2 separate regions of the Homo sapiens genome follow, and region 2 is linked to region 1. Evidence: chromatin loops called from intact Hi-C (ENCODE). Cell type or tissue: CD4-positive, alpha-beta T cell. All regions are shown on one strand.

What was found. A loop is a pair of places that touch in the nucleus more often than their neighbours do. Peaks named below come from ENCODE experiments on the same cell type or tissue, not always from the same donor. Only the 100,000 strongest peaks of a DNase experiment are listed, where the experiment ranks them.
Region 2: it touches region 1 in a loop (2.0-fold over the local background); 12 of 110 quality-filtered maps call a loop at or near these places.

What each region holds. Positions count from the first base shown.
Region 1 is chr5:97,005,228-97,013,227 of GRCh38, reverse strand. It overlaps LNPEP (leucyl and cystinyl aminopeptidase), which reads right to left. Exons shown (of 18, transcript NM_005575.3): 10 at 6,995-7,155; 11 at 6,713-6,801. Among named protein-coding and RNA genes, the nearest start is that of LIX1-AS1, 64 kb to the left of the region's middle. In CD4-positive, alpha-beta T cell, no CTCF peak of the experiment used is centred here; a DNase peak (open chromatin) is centred at 3,587.
Region 2 is chr5:96,770,040-96,778,039 of GRCh38, reverse strand. It overlaps CAST (calpastatin), which reads right to left. Exons shown (of 32, transcript NM_001750.7): 30 at 7,438-7,509; 31 at 6,338-6,396; 32 at 3,357-5,400. The coding sequence ends at 6,361. It overlaps ERAP1 (endoplasmic reticulum aminopeptidase 1), which reads left to right. Exons shown (of 19, transcript NM_001040458.3): 19 at 1,489-3,556. The coding sequence ends at 1,644. Among named protein-coding and RNA genes, the nearest start is that of ERAP1, 34 kb to the left of the region's middle. In CD4-positive, alpha-beta T cell, no CTCF peak of the experiment used is centred here; no DNase peak of the experiment used is centred here.

The DNA of each region.
Region 1 (8,000 bases):
TGTCATTCTTCTAAGAGACCTCAAAATATGTAGGTGTTGGCCAAGTGAAGAAGATATAGTAGGGAACCCAAGTGCTCAAGGCCCAGAGAGAAAGTATACATGTTATCCATGCACTGAACTGGCTCCCAAGTTCATTATGGCTAGAGGAAAGAGGGAGGGAGAAAGTAAAGGTGTAGGATGAGGCAGCAGGGGAAGACAGTGAGAGAACTGTGTAAAATGTGTCCCATTTTGGCCTCTGTCTTTTGTCATGTTAGCAAAGGAAGAACAAACAAAGCCATTTAGAAAAGTCACATTATTTAAAGCTAGCAAAATAAACATTAGGGAAGGCTTAAGATTGCATAAGGGACAAATAAGAAATAATTGGGTTAAAACAATAGGAAAGGATAGGCACTTCTGGGGTCTCTACTATAAATGCTGAGAGAACTGTTAGAAATTTCCATGGAATTATGTCAACTAATGTACCAATAATGAAGCGCTGAGAGTTAACTGACCACAAAATATATGTATGAATTTTTAAAATCCTTAAAACTGCTAATGAAGAAATGTCTTTTAAAGTTGGCAACAAGGATGTAGACTTAATTATAATGGGGTATGCTTCTAAGCATCTTGAGGTTTACTATTATTTAATAGAATATAAGCTACATAAGCTTACTATTTTGCTTACTGCTAACGCCTCAGCCCCTATAACAATGACCTAGCAGGTACTCAACAAATACTGCTGAATTAGTCAGTGAATGAATAAATAATGACTATGTCACAATAAATAGTTTTAAATCAAGTGTAGACAAAGGTTTGTAGATATTTATTATATAATTTTTACCCCCTTTTAAAGTAACAAATACTTAAAAAAATTTTTAATTGTAAGAAAAAGAAGAGTAGAGATAAGAATAATCTAAACTCAGACGATGATAGCATTTTGGAATGTACTTCTTGCCAAGTTTTTGTCTTATACTTGTTTTTAATATTTTATACAGCAGATCTATATGCATTTATTTTATCCTTTTTCACCTATCAGATCCCCCCGCACATTTTTCCATTGTCTTCATAAGCAGTGTTCAAATATCTTCATAATATTTCATTTCAAGTTTATCCAATCTATTTTGAACAATTTAGGCTGTTTTAAAATGTTCACTATCATTATAATTCTGTAGTGAAGGTTTTTTATATAAAATGCTTTATAAATATGTTTTCAACCTAAAGATTATATATTAGTACCTGAAGCCTTAGCTTAGGTACTAAAGATTATATATTAGTACCTGAAACCTTAGGATTTATCAATTTCAAAAACATGAATTATTCAAATGTGTCAGATGCCCTTAATATCTTTGTTATTCCAATTATATCGATACTGCAAAAGATGTTTAAGATGAAAAAGACATTCTGATCATGTCTTAACAGGACATAATAAGCTAAGCAGTCTTTCTTACTAAAAAAATTCCGTACTTATTTCTGTTATATTGCTGATACAGCAACAGATGGGAAAGATCAGTTAAATAAGGTTTATTCCTTTTTCAAGGGCAGAATGCAGTTTTAAGGGATACTTGTGATGGCAGCAGTGGCTGCTCCAAGTTGAAGCCATTTTTAGCAAACCTATGACTAAGGAAATTAACTTTATCATTAGCTAATCCAAAAATATCAACACTCTCCAGGTCACCAAACACTATATCCTATGGAGCTTTTATCAAGAAAGAACCCTAGGGCTGGGCATGGCAGCTCACACCTGTAATCCCAGCACTCTGAGAGACCAAGGCAGGAGGATCACTTGAGCCCAGGAGTTTGAGAGCAGCCTGGACAACATAGTGAGACATCATCTTTACAAAAAATAAAAATTAGCCCGCATGGTGACACATGTCTGTAGTCCCAGCTACTCAGGAGGCTGAGGTAGGAGTATCACTTGAGGTCAACTATCACTAGGTCAAGGCTGCAGTGAGCTATGATCATGCCACTGTACCTTAGCCTGGGTGACAGAGCAGGACCCTGTCTCTAATAAAAACAAACGTAAAGAAAAGAAACAACCCCAGAAAGAAGGGCTACAGAGACCCAAGTCTCCCTTGCCCATAAAAGGAGACAAGAAATGATGGCTATGACAATTGTTCCACTAGATGGATGCAGAAAACATTGAAATACATACGGAATACCTTGGTTGATAAGCAGCTTGCCATGTTGTAAACCTAGCCAAGTCCAGATGGTAAAGAGGAGGGACACAGCTGGGAATATACTTGAAATTATTACTGTCATCGAGATGACACAACATAAAGCAGTACAGCCAACAGCACAAAGACAGACAGAGTTATCATTTAAAGAATCAACATCATTAGTCTCTTTCAGTTCTTCTGAATGATCCAGAATGGTGGACCTTAAAACCACAGGTATTGAAAAATAATAGCTTTGCACACAAGGGAAGTAACTACATCCTACAGCTCAAACGTGGATGAAGCTACCCTCATATGTTTTTAATTTACTATAGTCATCAACAGATTAACACTTCAATTTTCAGTCTATTGAGTAGCAAAAAAGAGTGAGCAACTGCAATATTAAATGGCAGAAGCCCAGATGAAGTAATCTAACAGTGATTTTTAAAAACCATTTGTCAATGAGCTACGAAAATCAACTACTGTTTTACAAAAAAACTAAAGTTCTGAAACTAAAAAACCCGTTTTTACTACAAAGTTACAAAATTTCCTGTACAGTTTGCTCCAGAGGGCTAGCATCATACATGCTATTGAACTTTATCACTCCTGTTCAAAAGCATTCCCTTCTCTAATACCCCTTTCTTTCTCCTTTATTAGGGGAAAAAAAGGCAAGAGCAGAGAATGGCACATGATAAATATTTTAATTACTATATGCCCTTCCTTCTTTCATCCTAATTACCTTTTCTTCCAATGACATATCTTTAACTTTCACAGCAGTATTTCTGATAGTGATATCCATTTGGAAACATGAATGTTTTGCATTAGATTTAATACGAAAATCTCCTATAGTTAAAGATCTTAGGTCTGAGTAAAATGTGGATAAGAAAGAGAGAGAGAGAGGGAGGAAGAAAGGGAAGAGGGAAACTTTAAAAAATATAATTCCTCAATATGTAAACTGGAAAAATGGCCCCATCAGCATTTCTTGTGCACAATAAATACTAATTGTTCAAAACTCATGTATGTGAGAAAAGGAGACAAATACATTGACCAAACATAACTCTTATATACAACTGAACTAATGAACTAACCCAACAACCCTTGAATTAGAACACATGAAAATATATTTAAAAAAAGAAAGAAAATATATTAAAGATTTAACCAACCATCAAGCATCAAAATAATACACTATACTAAAGTATTACAGCATAAAAGAAGCCTGAAGTCACCCTCTCTGCTACCTTTCTTTTGAGAATAGAAAAAATAAAAATGCAGTTAAATTAAGAGTAATTCTCACTGGAGCATTAGGAACCAAGAAGGCTCAGCTGTCCTCAGGGTCAAACGTAAGGACAGAAGTTTTCATGTGGACTCTCTAAACCCGAAATGGCAGGAATTAAAATAGCAGCAGCAGCAGCAAGGGAAATAACACAGTTGAGAAGAGGAAGTAACAGACACTACTTTCATCATGTATTGGCCCAGTTCCAGCTCTAGATTAAATCAATTATATTCTAGTGAATTTTGTATATTCCTCTTTACTAAGAAGAGGAAGAGAAAAAGAAAACATCATTTTATCAGGCTTTGCATGTTCTTTTCCTAGAAATTTTTATAGTGAGACTGGAGTCACTTCATTATGGACTAAAATTTACTAATTCATTAAGTTTTTGTGTGCCTACTAAGTGCTAAAAGTGATTTACAGTGATTCATATAGCCATGATCACTACCGTCAATGGGGGAAATACCTAATATGAGGATAGATATGAGTGAACAGTACTTACAGTATATTATGAGTGGAGAAGTAGAGAATGTTATTAAAAAACCTAAGTAGGGCATCTAAACTGTCTTCAGGGAAGGAAAGGTTTCCTGGAGCAAGCAATGGCTGAGCTAAGATCTGAAGAATAAACAGGAGTAGGCCGAGGGAGTGAGGAGGCAAGGGTGTTCCTTAAGGAGAGAAAATAGCATATGCAAAGACCTAAAGAGGCAGTATGGCATGTTTGAGTTGCTGATAGAATTTTTGTGCGGCAAAAGCACAGAATGCCAGGTAAGGGCCTAGAAGGCTAAAGCAGTAAAATATGAGCTAGTCTATGGGGTTAAACTCTCAAAAAGAGCTCAACAAGCTCAGAATAAACTCAGGTAAAGAGTAAAGAGGAGGGTGGGCACAGTGGCTCACGCTTGTAATCCCAGCACTTTGGGAGGCCGAGGTGGGCGGATCACGAGGTCAGGAGATCGAGACCATGGTGAAACCCCGTCTCTACTAAAAATATAAAAAATTAGCCGGGCATGGTGGCAGGCGCCTGTAGTCCCAGCTACTCAGGAGGCTGAGGCAGGAGAATGACGTGAACCCGGGAGGCGGAGCTTGCAGTGAGCTGAGATCGCGCCACTGCACTCTCACCTGGGCAACAGAGCGAGACTCTGTCTCAAAAAAAAAAAAAAAAAAAAGAGTAAAGAGGAGCCAGGTGCGGTGGCTCATGCCTGTAATCCCAACACTTTGGGAAGCCAAAGCAGGAGGATCACTTGAGGCCAGGGGTTTGAGACCAGCCTGGGCAACATAGTGAGGCCCTGTCTCTACAAAAAATACAAAAATTAAGCCAAGCATGGTGATACATGCCTGTGGTCCTAACTTCTTGGCAGGCTGAGGCAGGAGGATTGCTTGAACCCAGGGGTTTGAGGCTGCAGTGGGCTATGATATTGTCACTGCACTCCAGCCTGGGCAACAGAGCAAGACTCCAACTCAAAAAAAAAAAAAAAAAAAAAAAAAAAAAAACAAGAAAAAACAAACAAAAAAATCAACCAATGAAACAAAAAACAGATAATAAAAGCAGATTTCTTATTGCCCAATTATTTCTAATAGCACTGAAAATTAATATACTATCAGAAAGTTTGCAAAATTTCCTTATTAGTTTCTTGCAAATACTCCAGCCATGTTTTAGCTGTGCTTCAGGATATAGGGAGATGGGGTTATTTGTTCTCTCTTGGGTTAGAGACTATCCTTTTACGGCTCATTCAAAGTTAGAGTTTTGTTTACTCAAAGACAGTAGCAATTCCTTGTACTTCCAGCTATGCTATCAAAGATATGATGACATTACCAACTACCACTAGGATTTTAAATAATTAGATTGTTGCTGCTTTAACACTCCACTATGGTAAAACTGCAATGAAACTGGCACATTCATGTATTTCAGGTGGCATTATCAACTGTAACTACACAATAAAAAGGGCGATTTGGTTATATGTACCAAATCACAAAAGGTACTGCAGTCTTCATTTTTGAAAAGCATTCCTTAAAAAATTTCATATAATGGAAAAACCTTTAAGATTTGAAATATTTAATTAAGGCAATATTTTATAACAACAAATGGTGAATCAAGTAGGTTAAGTCAATTACTATATATGTTAAGTTAAAAAAGGCAAGATACAGAAATCATATATACATAATGATTTTGACTAAGTACAAATATTTATTAAAAATGACTATAAACAAATAATCATAAGAATAGTTTTGATAGGGTAATAAGATTTGCTCTCCATTTTCAAGGTTTTATGTAATATAGATATATTAAAGATTTACTTTTTCAATAACGTTAATGATAGTTAACATTAATACAGCACATAATATGTGCCAGGCATTGTTCTAGGTGCTTCATATAAATGAACTCATTTAATCCTCACCACAACTACATAAAGTAAGTATAATTACTATCTCTTTTGTACAGCTGAGGGAATGAGGCTCACATAACTCGCCTAAAATCATATAAGTGATCAATGGTACTGCTAAGAATTGAACCCGGCAGTCTCTAAAGTCTCATTCTCTTACCACTAAGCTACACTCACCCCTCAAAAATATAGGCTTTGACACCAGATCCAAATTCAAACGAGAAATTTTCCCTTTTCTTCAATCCAAAGCATCACTAACGGGTCCTACAGAACCCAAGAGCCTTGTGTTTCTTTAGGATGTAAATTAAAAGGAAGATATGTGGTGTGACATTCATAGTGGTATTTAACAAATGGCCCAAAATTACATTTCAATTGCTTTTTATATTGTAGGTCAGCATACACCACGTTTATATTTTACTATTCCCCTCCCCCTTCCTATCATAGTTTCATGCCCCATTTTCTTGTTCCCCAAAACATATACTATGTCTGCAGGGCATATTGCAATAACTATTTACTCTAAATCCAATCATGAATAAACCTCAATTATACACACAAATCATTTAGGGTGTATCTTGTTAAAATGCAGTTGCCTCAGCCCAACCCTAGACAGTAGATAGCAGAGGATACTTTAAGAAACTCCTCTTATTTTGTAACAAAATATTAATCTTGGGTATAAAAACATGGCATTCGCTATTTTCTTTCAGGAATGCCAGTACATTCTCTGCAAATTTTTGTACCTTATTTCACATGGCTAAAAGCCAGTTTTGTGCATGATATACAGAATCAATCTCACATTAGTCACATCTTGCATATGCAACTCATAAAACCAGTTCAGAGAGTGTGCACACTGGAAAGTGTAATCTTATATATGCACTCTGATCAGATTTTTAAAATTATGCCATTTCCAATCAGAACTGTCATTATAGTCAAACCTGATTTCTTATCCAGTAATGATACCGATTGATATTTTGAATAATTTCTTCCTTCAGTGACATAGGATAGTGGAATATGCCACAGGTAGCTGTAAAGAGAAAACATTGGAAAATTAGTTACATATGATTTTTTTTTTTTTTTAATTTGGTAGGAAGGTTAAGCTATTCCTAGGAAGGGATAATCTTGTTAGGTTTCACAAGAACTTATGATTATAAAACACTTAAAAATATTTCCACCTGAGAGTGCAAAAGAGATGGCATGAAAAGAAAGAGGGCATGTACCTTGTATCTGAAGGCTGAATTTCAGGCTTCATATTTAAAAAGAATCTCTCTTGTTGTATAAAAAGTTCCTTTCCTTTCTTTTGAACAGTCACTAAAGGAAATCCTTTCTGCAGGGTCCAGGTTTTCATCATTCTCTTTACATCTAGTGTTTGGTTTGTGACCTACAAAATATATATATATATATATAAAACTTTTTCCTTAAAAATAAAAATTGGTTTAAAAAATTTTACATTTTAATTTATCTGTACCCTTCCCTCTTTTCCTACCATCTATAAAGACTACATTTAATGTTAATATAAAAAAGAAACATGAATGTTGAGTTTACACTTCTAATCTAGGTAAATGAGCAACTGCTAAAAGGAATGTAACCTGGAACAGAGCTAAGTGATAGCTAAGGGAGTGAGGGAGGCACTAGGTTGAGAAGTGGCACATATATCAACCAACTAAGAATTCATTAAAATCCCTAAATTCATCAAGTTAAAATCCCTAAGAAGGTATAAGTATTCTTTCAAATCACAATACTAACATCTACAAGATATGAATAATGATATACAGTCTAGAATCAGAAACACTGCTACTCAATCCTGTGAAGCACCTGAGTCTGGGTTTCTCTTTATGCTCCTACCCTCCACCTCCACAATGATAGTCTCTTAGGACCTAATACTGTGGGAGTGCCAGGGAGCAGCGGCAGCAGAAGAGTGACATATGAACAGGTCAGTTGCCTTAAGTCTTTCTAGAAAACAGTGGTAAACTACTTTAGTGGTCACAGCCCTTCTTTCCCAGAAAATATATGAAGTTATCTATAAAATCTAGAACCTAGTGTCAGAGCTTTGCAGACCCTCTAAGGCCCAAAGCCCCTAAGACATCTAGTATCAATAACTAAGAAGCAATTTTTGAACAACAGTCTCTTTAAAGCAGGTGGGTTAAACTCAGGATTCAAATTATTTTTCTAGATTATATATGAATTTGAATTGTAAGCAACAAAGTCATGATGTACCTAAATTGA
Region 2 (8,000 bases), 240 kb after region 1:
GCTCTTCATTTTACAAATGAGGAGACTGGCTTCCATAGAAGTTAAATCATTTGCTCAAATCAAGTTAGTAGGATAAACCTGTTTTCCTATCCCTGTATTGTGCTACTTATTGCACAGAAATTGTTCTTAAAGAGCCAAGTCTGAATCAAATATTCAGTGGAGATGTTGCATTTCCAAGGCAGGTGAAGACAGAAGAGATGATTTTGGGTCAGGACAAGGGTAAGAGTAATGGTTAACAGCTGGCTTCGCTGTTGTAGAAGGTCTGTTTTTAGTGGAGCTATCATGATGAGCTCCTTTAGGATTAATGATTTGAACAATTAGTAAAATTATTGATGTGCTTTGTTGAGTAGTGCTCAGTGATTTTTAATCGACTGTGAATTAATCTTGCATTCTGAGAGCGTATGAAACAGTAGGTTGAGCTACAACTTAAAGTAGAGAGTGAAGTGTTTTCCAGGTTGCTACAGCAGGAGGCCATGCCTTCTGCTCATTGTAAAGTTGCACTGTATTGACATATAATTTTAAAACAACTCTGCATCATTTAAAATTGAATTCTGATCTTTCTAAAACCCATTCCTACTCCCCTCTTTATTCCCAAACTAATAATATGGTATTATGACATGGATTTCTAAGGAACTGGCTGTCTGGAATCTATGCTGAATAAATAATACATCATGGTCTACATTCGCTTCCTGAATACCAAATCAAAAATTGATGGATTAATGCTGTGAAAATTTATGGGAAAAGGATAATAACCCTTTAAGGTGAAACAGAATCGCACAATGGTCAATCTTGTGGCAAAGCCAGCCTATCTGTCATGTGAGCTCAAGGGGTGAATTAAGATACCCACAAATGAAACAAGAACAAACATATTTTTCAGGAGGTAGCCAAGAGTTTCTTATCTCTTTAAAATCATGGGGAACTTTATGTGGATTTTATCTTGAGACAACAATACATGAATTGTAGATTAGGATAAAAAAAATGGCAAGGTTTGGGTCTTACCGCCATAACTTGCTAAGAATCCCATTCCCCACAGTGTTTCTATAATAACATACAAGGCCAGGCCCATGGAGAAAGACAGCACTTACGTGGTGGAAACTGTTTTGCTTGGCAAAGAAAAGACTCTGCACATTCTGCTTTTTAGATATCATGTTTTTAAAAAACGAAGTTTGCATCTGTGAGAACAGAACAGAATAACACATTAAATAGACACAATTAAACCTTAATTATAAAATGGTAAACAGTGAAGTCTTTTAAAGTCTGGCAACTGAGAATAAACAAAAGAACTGCAGACAAAAAACAGAACTTGACATCATGAGGCATGAGCTCATTTCATACAGCTTATGTGTACATAATCCTATTCAGACAGCTGGGACTGCCTTCTATATAGAATTTTGACAAATGCTGGAATTTTGGCTTCAGTTTTAACTAAAGTTACATCTGATTAATGTGATAAAATTAATTTTTTAAAACCCACTTTTTCCTCACAAGGTAAAAGGATTCTTCAGCTCTTTGAAAGAAAATGGTTCTCAGCTCCGTTGTGTCCAACAGACAATTGAAACCATTGAAGAAAACATCGGTTGGATGGATAAGAATTTTGATAAAATCAGAGTGTGGCTGCAAAGTGAAAAGCTTGAACGTATGTAAAAATTCCTCCCTTGCCAGGTTCCTGTTATCTCTAATCACCAACATTTTGTTGAGTGTATTTTCAAACTAGAGATGGCTGTTTTGGCTCCAACTGGAGATACTTTTTTCCCTTCAACTCATTTTTTGACTATCCCTGTGAAAAGAATAGCTGTTAGTTTTTCATGAATGGGCTATCGCTACCATGTGTTTTGTTCATCACAGGTGTTGCCCTGCAACGTAAACCCAAGTGTTGGGTTCCCTGCCACAGAAGAATAAAGTACCTTATTCTTCTCATTTTATAGTTTATGCTTAAGCACCCGTGTCCAAAACCCTGTACCCCATGTTTATCATTCATAAACTGTTTCATCAGTCTCCTCGAAAGACTCTGAATAGTCGACTACTGAACAATGAACACCTGGATCTGAGACTAAGCCGGACGATGACTGGGTTAAAGCTCTCCCGGCTCACCCCTCCAGACCCGCTGCCCATCCCTCTTCCTTGCTCCATGCCCAGGGGCTGACTTGTAAAGGCCAAGTCATCAAGCTTTCTTGCCCTTTGGATGTTGGTCAGTGGGGAGCCGGAGAGCTGGAGCTGGGGTCGGAGGAGGTAGTAGGTGGAGGTGTTCTTCCCTGATTCCCTTGCGGGATGCCTCGGGCTGGCCTCCCCTGAGGGTCTTAGCTCCGAGAGGGGACCCTCTTTTCCACACAGCCTTCTCCACCTCTGGATTTTGGTAACTGCTCCCTCCTCATCCCTTCAGGATTAGTGGCCTCAGTGGGAGTCTGGCTTTTACTAGTCCTGGCGGACTTGTGGTTTCTACATAATGTGCTCGCACTTTTGCAAAAAATCTTTTTATAGAACCCTCCTCAGATAATTCTGAGTGAGTGTCATCTATTTCCCTGACTGGTACAGTATCTCTTCTGAAAAAGCAGAGTGCATTCAAGTCTGTAGGAAAACCCTTTTCTTAGGGAGGTGATTTTTTTTCTCTCTCTGCTTCTTATTTGGCCTACTTTACAATTTCTAACTAACTAGTTATTGGCATTTACTGACAGTAAATTATTGCAGTCACCAATAAATGATAGTACATTGTGAAACAAAATATTTGCTCATATTAGCAAATAGGACATTCTTTGGCTTTGAAGTCTTTCTTTCTTTTGTGAAGACTTCACACACGGTTGCTTCAGCACACAGTTGCTGCTCAGGTTTTATGTATAGATGATAATAATAGAAAGCACAGTTTACTAACATGGTAAACCAACGGAGTTCAAGTCAAGTCAGTTAATACCCTAAGAATTAGATTTTATTTCTTATTCTGAAAACTTGCTACACAGGGACTTATCTAACCCATAGTGTGCTCTGTTGCTGACTTGATTCAAGTTGCAGCGTGTTTTGCGCTGACTCTAAGGTGCGGAAATCCTCACACCTGGCAAAGGAGAATTCAAACTGAACTTTTTGAATATAAGGCAAAAACTTCAAGATAAGGGAATATGATTGATGATTGGTACGAAAAATGTCAAAATGTGTTCCCCTAATACACGACAAAATAGAGTGACTTCTGGACATAAATCTGCCATTTATTAAACCATTCACTACAACAAATAAATAGGTATAAAAGTGGAATTGGAATTTTTATACTTATTTGTTGTAGTGAATGGTTTAATAAAAATAGAAATCACTGGTAATTTCCACCCCAAACTAAACTATTTCCCTTCTTTTAAAAAAATACACAACCAAGATTTTAATGTAAAATATTTTGCTTTAATTGTATTTTATGCCTTGATTAATGAAACATGGAAATATTGATTTTCAGTTTTGGTCACCTGAGGAACCTATCTTTGTTTGCTTTTGGAAAAGCCCATTTTCTAAACAGATACAATATTGCCACAACAATGTGCAGAAACCTTTTTGATAATAAAAAATTGTTCTTTGCCTCTAAGTGGATATTTGCAATTATTTTCTCTCTCCTAACTAGACTGTAAAAAGGGCTGCTTTAGATCCTGTAGCTTACTCCAGTTATTAGTTATTAACAAACACCCAAGTCTCGAAGATATTTCTAATTAAAAAAGAAGGCATATTCAGAGTTCTTTTTAAATAAATGTTGTTTACTTTTATAGGCATCTTTAAACTTCTGGATTTTGGTATGCCATTTAAAAATACTTCCAGATACACATGGAAATTAGTAATACTGAAGCCGTATCCTTGCAAACACATCTGTCAGTGTCAAAGGTTTCAAGGTTTTTCTTAAAAAAAGAAAACAAAAAAGCAAACACCTATACTGCCCAAATGGGAGGATTAGATACATGGTTAGAAATCCCTCAGGAAAAGTGTTTTTTCTTTTCTTGTTGCTGCCTTAAAAATAGAATAATGACTATTTCTGATGGATAGAGACATAGCATTTTAAGCTGGTGGTGTGTAAAATCCCATAGGTATGTGCATGACTTTCAGAGAGTATTTGGGGGGGAGGTTAACAAGATGTGGTGCCATTTATAAGCAGTGTTATTGTTTTTGCTTGCCCCGCTGCCACAAGTCAGCTAAGTCATAACAAAAGCTTCAAACTGATGCTAAGGAAGGCCATGCCCTTTGGAAACAATAAATTCCCAATCTGTTTTATGTTATGTACCTGACATCTTTTCCTGCATTCTCTACCAGGAAATAAAGATGAAATTAAATATCAAAATTCTAATCGATGATATCAGTGCAATGTTCAGGAACTATTCATTAAGATATTAGAAAACCATTCAAAGTGGTAGGACATCAGAGCCTACTTCTTACATTGCTGTGGGAGAAATGCAGGTTTCAAATTTAATATATATATATAATTTTTTTAAAAGCAGAAGTTTCTTTTTATATTTGGTAAACTTAAGTTCCATAAAGCCAGACGCTATACAGTGCAAAGGCTAATGTGGCAATAGCTCTAAAGACACAGTTGCTGCTCAGGTTTTATGTATAGATAATAGAAAGCACAGTTTACTAACACAGTAAACCAACAGAGTTCAAGTCAGATGAGTACCCTAAGAATTAATTAGATTTTATTTCTTATGCTCGAAATTTGCTACACAAGGACTTATCTAACCTTTATTTTGCTCTGTTGCTGACTTGATTCAAGTCTCAGTGTGTTCTGTGCTGACTGTAAGATGCAGAAGTCCTCACACCTGGCAAAGAAGAGTTCAAACTGAAAAGGGGTTTGGTGCTTCCTGGTTTGTCCAGGTTACCTGTTATTAATTTATTATTAGCAGCCCAAGAGGAGATATGTGCCCAATGTACAATATCTTATGTTTGACTTATAAACATTATCCCAAAGCAACATCAAATACAGTTCAAAAGCCCAAGAGGAAAGGGGGTAATAAGAAATCAGAACACTGAAGAATGTTTAAAACATTGTTTTCTAAACACTAACAAAAAAAATTAAGGGCAAACTGAAAATACAAATGAGATTTACAGGCACTGTGTGTAGAATGTGCAAAAATTCACTTAGCTTTTCTTTTGTTTTTTTGGTGTTGCTTTAAGAAACTTTATCAAATATATTTCTTACAAATATAAAGCTTTCTCTCCCAATTGAAGGCAATTAAAAAAATTCAAAGTTTATCAATACTCAGTACACAGGTGAACCAGTCAAATTCATTTTCTTTCTGGAAAAGAATAACAAACCAATATTTAGGATGTTCAGAGACTCAACAAAAACCATTCTAGAAATCACCCAGAACAATTGTTTTCTGTTGCCAAAGCCTTTTGTTCTTCAAAAGTCACCATCCACCAGCTGAAGATTTTACATGCAGATACCTTAAAAATTTCAAATAAAAAATGCAGTGAATCATTTAATATGTAATTTTCTTGTTACAGACATAGTAAATATACCACTTAGCAAAAGCATTGTATAACAGACAGAAGGAATTTCCTATAAGTAAACATGAAAGTGGATTAATAGAATTTTTTTTAATTTTGGGAAAAATGTTAGAGCAGTTCTACCTAATATAGCTCCTTTTTTCCTAGGAAATAAACATGGATCATGGTGAGAGAGCTGAACCCGATTTAACCTATACTTTGATTTCTTTTAGGCTTTGGTCAGTAAGTGCTTGTATGCTTTTAAGGCTTACATTAAGCCCTCTCCTTTCTGAAGATTAAGATAAGGGCCCAGTTCTGAAGATCTCAGAAATCCCTTCAATCTGTCCAGTTTCTTCAGCAATTATAAATTAGAATCAAACACAGTACTTTACTTTCCAAAATAATGACAAATAAAAATGGCCAATCTTTTCCTTTGCCCTTGTTCCCAAAACCCTGTAATTTCCACCAGACTCTAAAGGGTACTTCTCCCCACCCCACCATGTATTGGTATTCTGGGGAATGCCAATGTCTTCAGGACATTTCGCTAAGTTGTAACATGCTAATTTTGCTTTGCCACAATAACCTGCAGTAATGAGCATTTGGATTTCAAAGATTCAACTAGCCTCAGATGGTCATTCTAAGTGCCTGGCCTAATATTTTTAAAAGCTTTTAATTATAAGATTAAGGTTTTTAAACATTTCAATAGCAAACTCATCCCATTTAGTGCTTTCAGAGAATGACCAATTACTCTGTAGATCTTGCAGTATGCATTTCATGCCAATACTGTAAAGTGAGCATGAATTACTCAAGAGGTGGACTTCACTTCTCTCATCTATAACACATAAATTGGCAGAAGATACAGTTGTCTTCATTTACAAATAAACACCCAACTTACCAGATACCTTAACTTGTATTTCTTTAGTCATCTTTTGGCTTGGAAGTTTCCTCTGTTGTCTAAAAGGGAAAGCAAAACCATCCGTGAGCTTTCTTTTCTGTATTAAGTATGAGGAGATGGCCTTCTCAGAATTAGGGGACAAAAGATGGCAGTCAGTGGGGAAAAATAAGATGGTCCTTTCAGTTTCTCTTCTTCATCTGGCCACAATATTGTGAGTTCTTCCTCCTCAAGCTTATAAGCTAAAAATAACCTTAAGTGATCCTGATCCTAAATGTATCACTCTCAGCTTTATTTTTTTAAGGCTAGGGTAGGTTATAAAATATGCATAGGTGTTCTTAAATGGCAATGTTTCATTCTGTGGTGATCCTTCCTTTCCTGTACATAGGGTCATGGCTGTCCAGTAAATCCACTCATCATAAAGGGTTATTATGCTTTCTATTATTTGTTAAAGGGCTGATTAAGTACTTCGTATAACTGAAATTAAATAATAGGCAAATAAGTATTTAAACTGAGATATAATGGCATAACTGCCAATTATCAATGCTGTTTCCTATATCCCTTAAGGGAATCTACTACAGGAAGATTTTAATATATTGTTTTAAAAGCTTTGGTGTAACTGGACTATTGTCTTTAAAGCTACACCTTTAACTCCTCCTTATAGCCAGGGGATCATAGTAATAATCATTTAAATCATATGTTCTTGGAATTGGAAGGGACCTAGAAGTTGTCTAATCCAATTTTCATTTCTCATCACAGCTTGAGTAATTTTAATAATAGGAAGTTTCCAACTTCCATGTTCTAAAATCTATATAAACCACATACTATGGTGGTATTTTAATTAGGGCAAGAAAGACAGGCAAAACACAGGCAAATTGGGTTGTGTCAAGAACATTCATTTAGGATTTTAAAGCACCAGTTACTTAAAAATATATGTATTTATACAAATTCAATTACTTTACCAAGCGATGCTATGGGATAGATAGTACTTTAAGAAATTTTATTCTAAATAGATTCCAGTAGGAAACTAAATGACTGAAATGATAAACCCTACTCTGTGTAACTGCTAAACTAATTTGTAGTATATTTACTGCTCCATTTACCTTTGCTGAATCCTTCGCTTTACCTCCATTCTTAGGTGCTTTGGAGCTGGAAGCAGCCTTCTTGCACTTATCCTAAAGCAAAGGAAATGTAATGAGGCTATGGCTATCACCAATCCATCTAGCAATTAACTAGGCTGCAGTTAAATTAATCCAGACCATTCTGAGATCTCCAATTTAATTAAATAATGGAAGACTTTGGGTGTTTTTTCATGATTTTTTTTGAACAACGGTGTCAGAGAATTGTTTAAAGCAGGAGGGAAAAAGGATAGAAATAAGGAGGGAAATGTGGGTGACATTGATGCTCTAATTCCCGTGGTGCCTGACTCACCCAGACCTTATTTTGCTAATCAAAACAGAGCTTGTCAATAGATAATAAATGTCGGCAAGGGTGTGGAGAAAAGGGAACCCTAGTACACTGTCAGTGGGGATGTAGATTGGTATGGGCTATGATGGAAAACAGTATATAGGTTCCTAAAGAAATTAAAAGTAGAACTACTGTATGACCCAGTAATCCCTCTTCTGGGTATATACCCAAAGGAGATGAAATTATCACCTTATAAAGA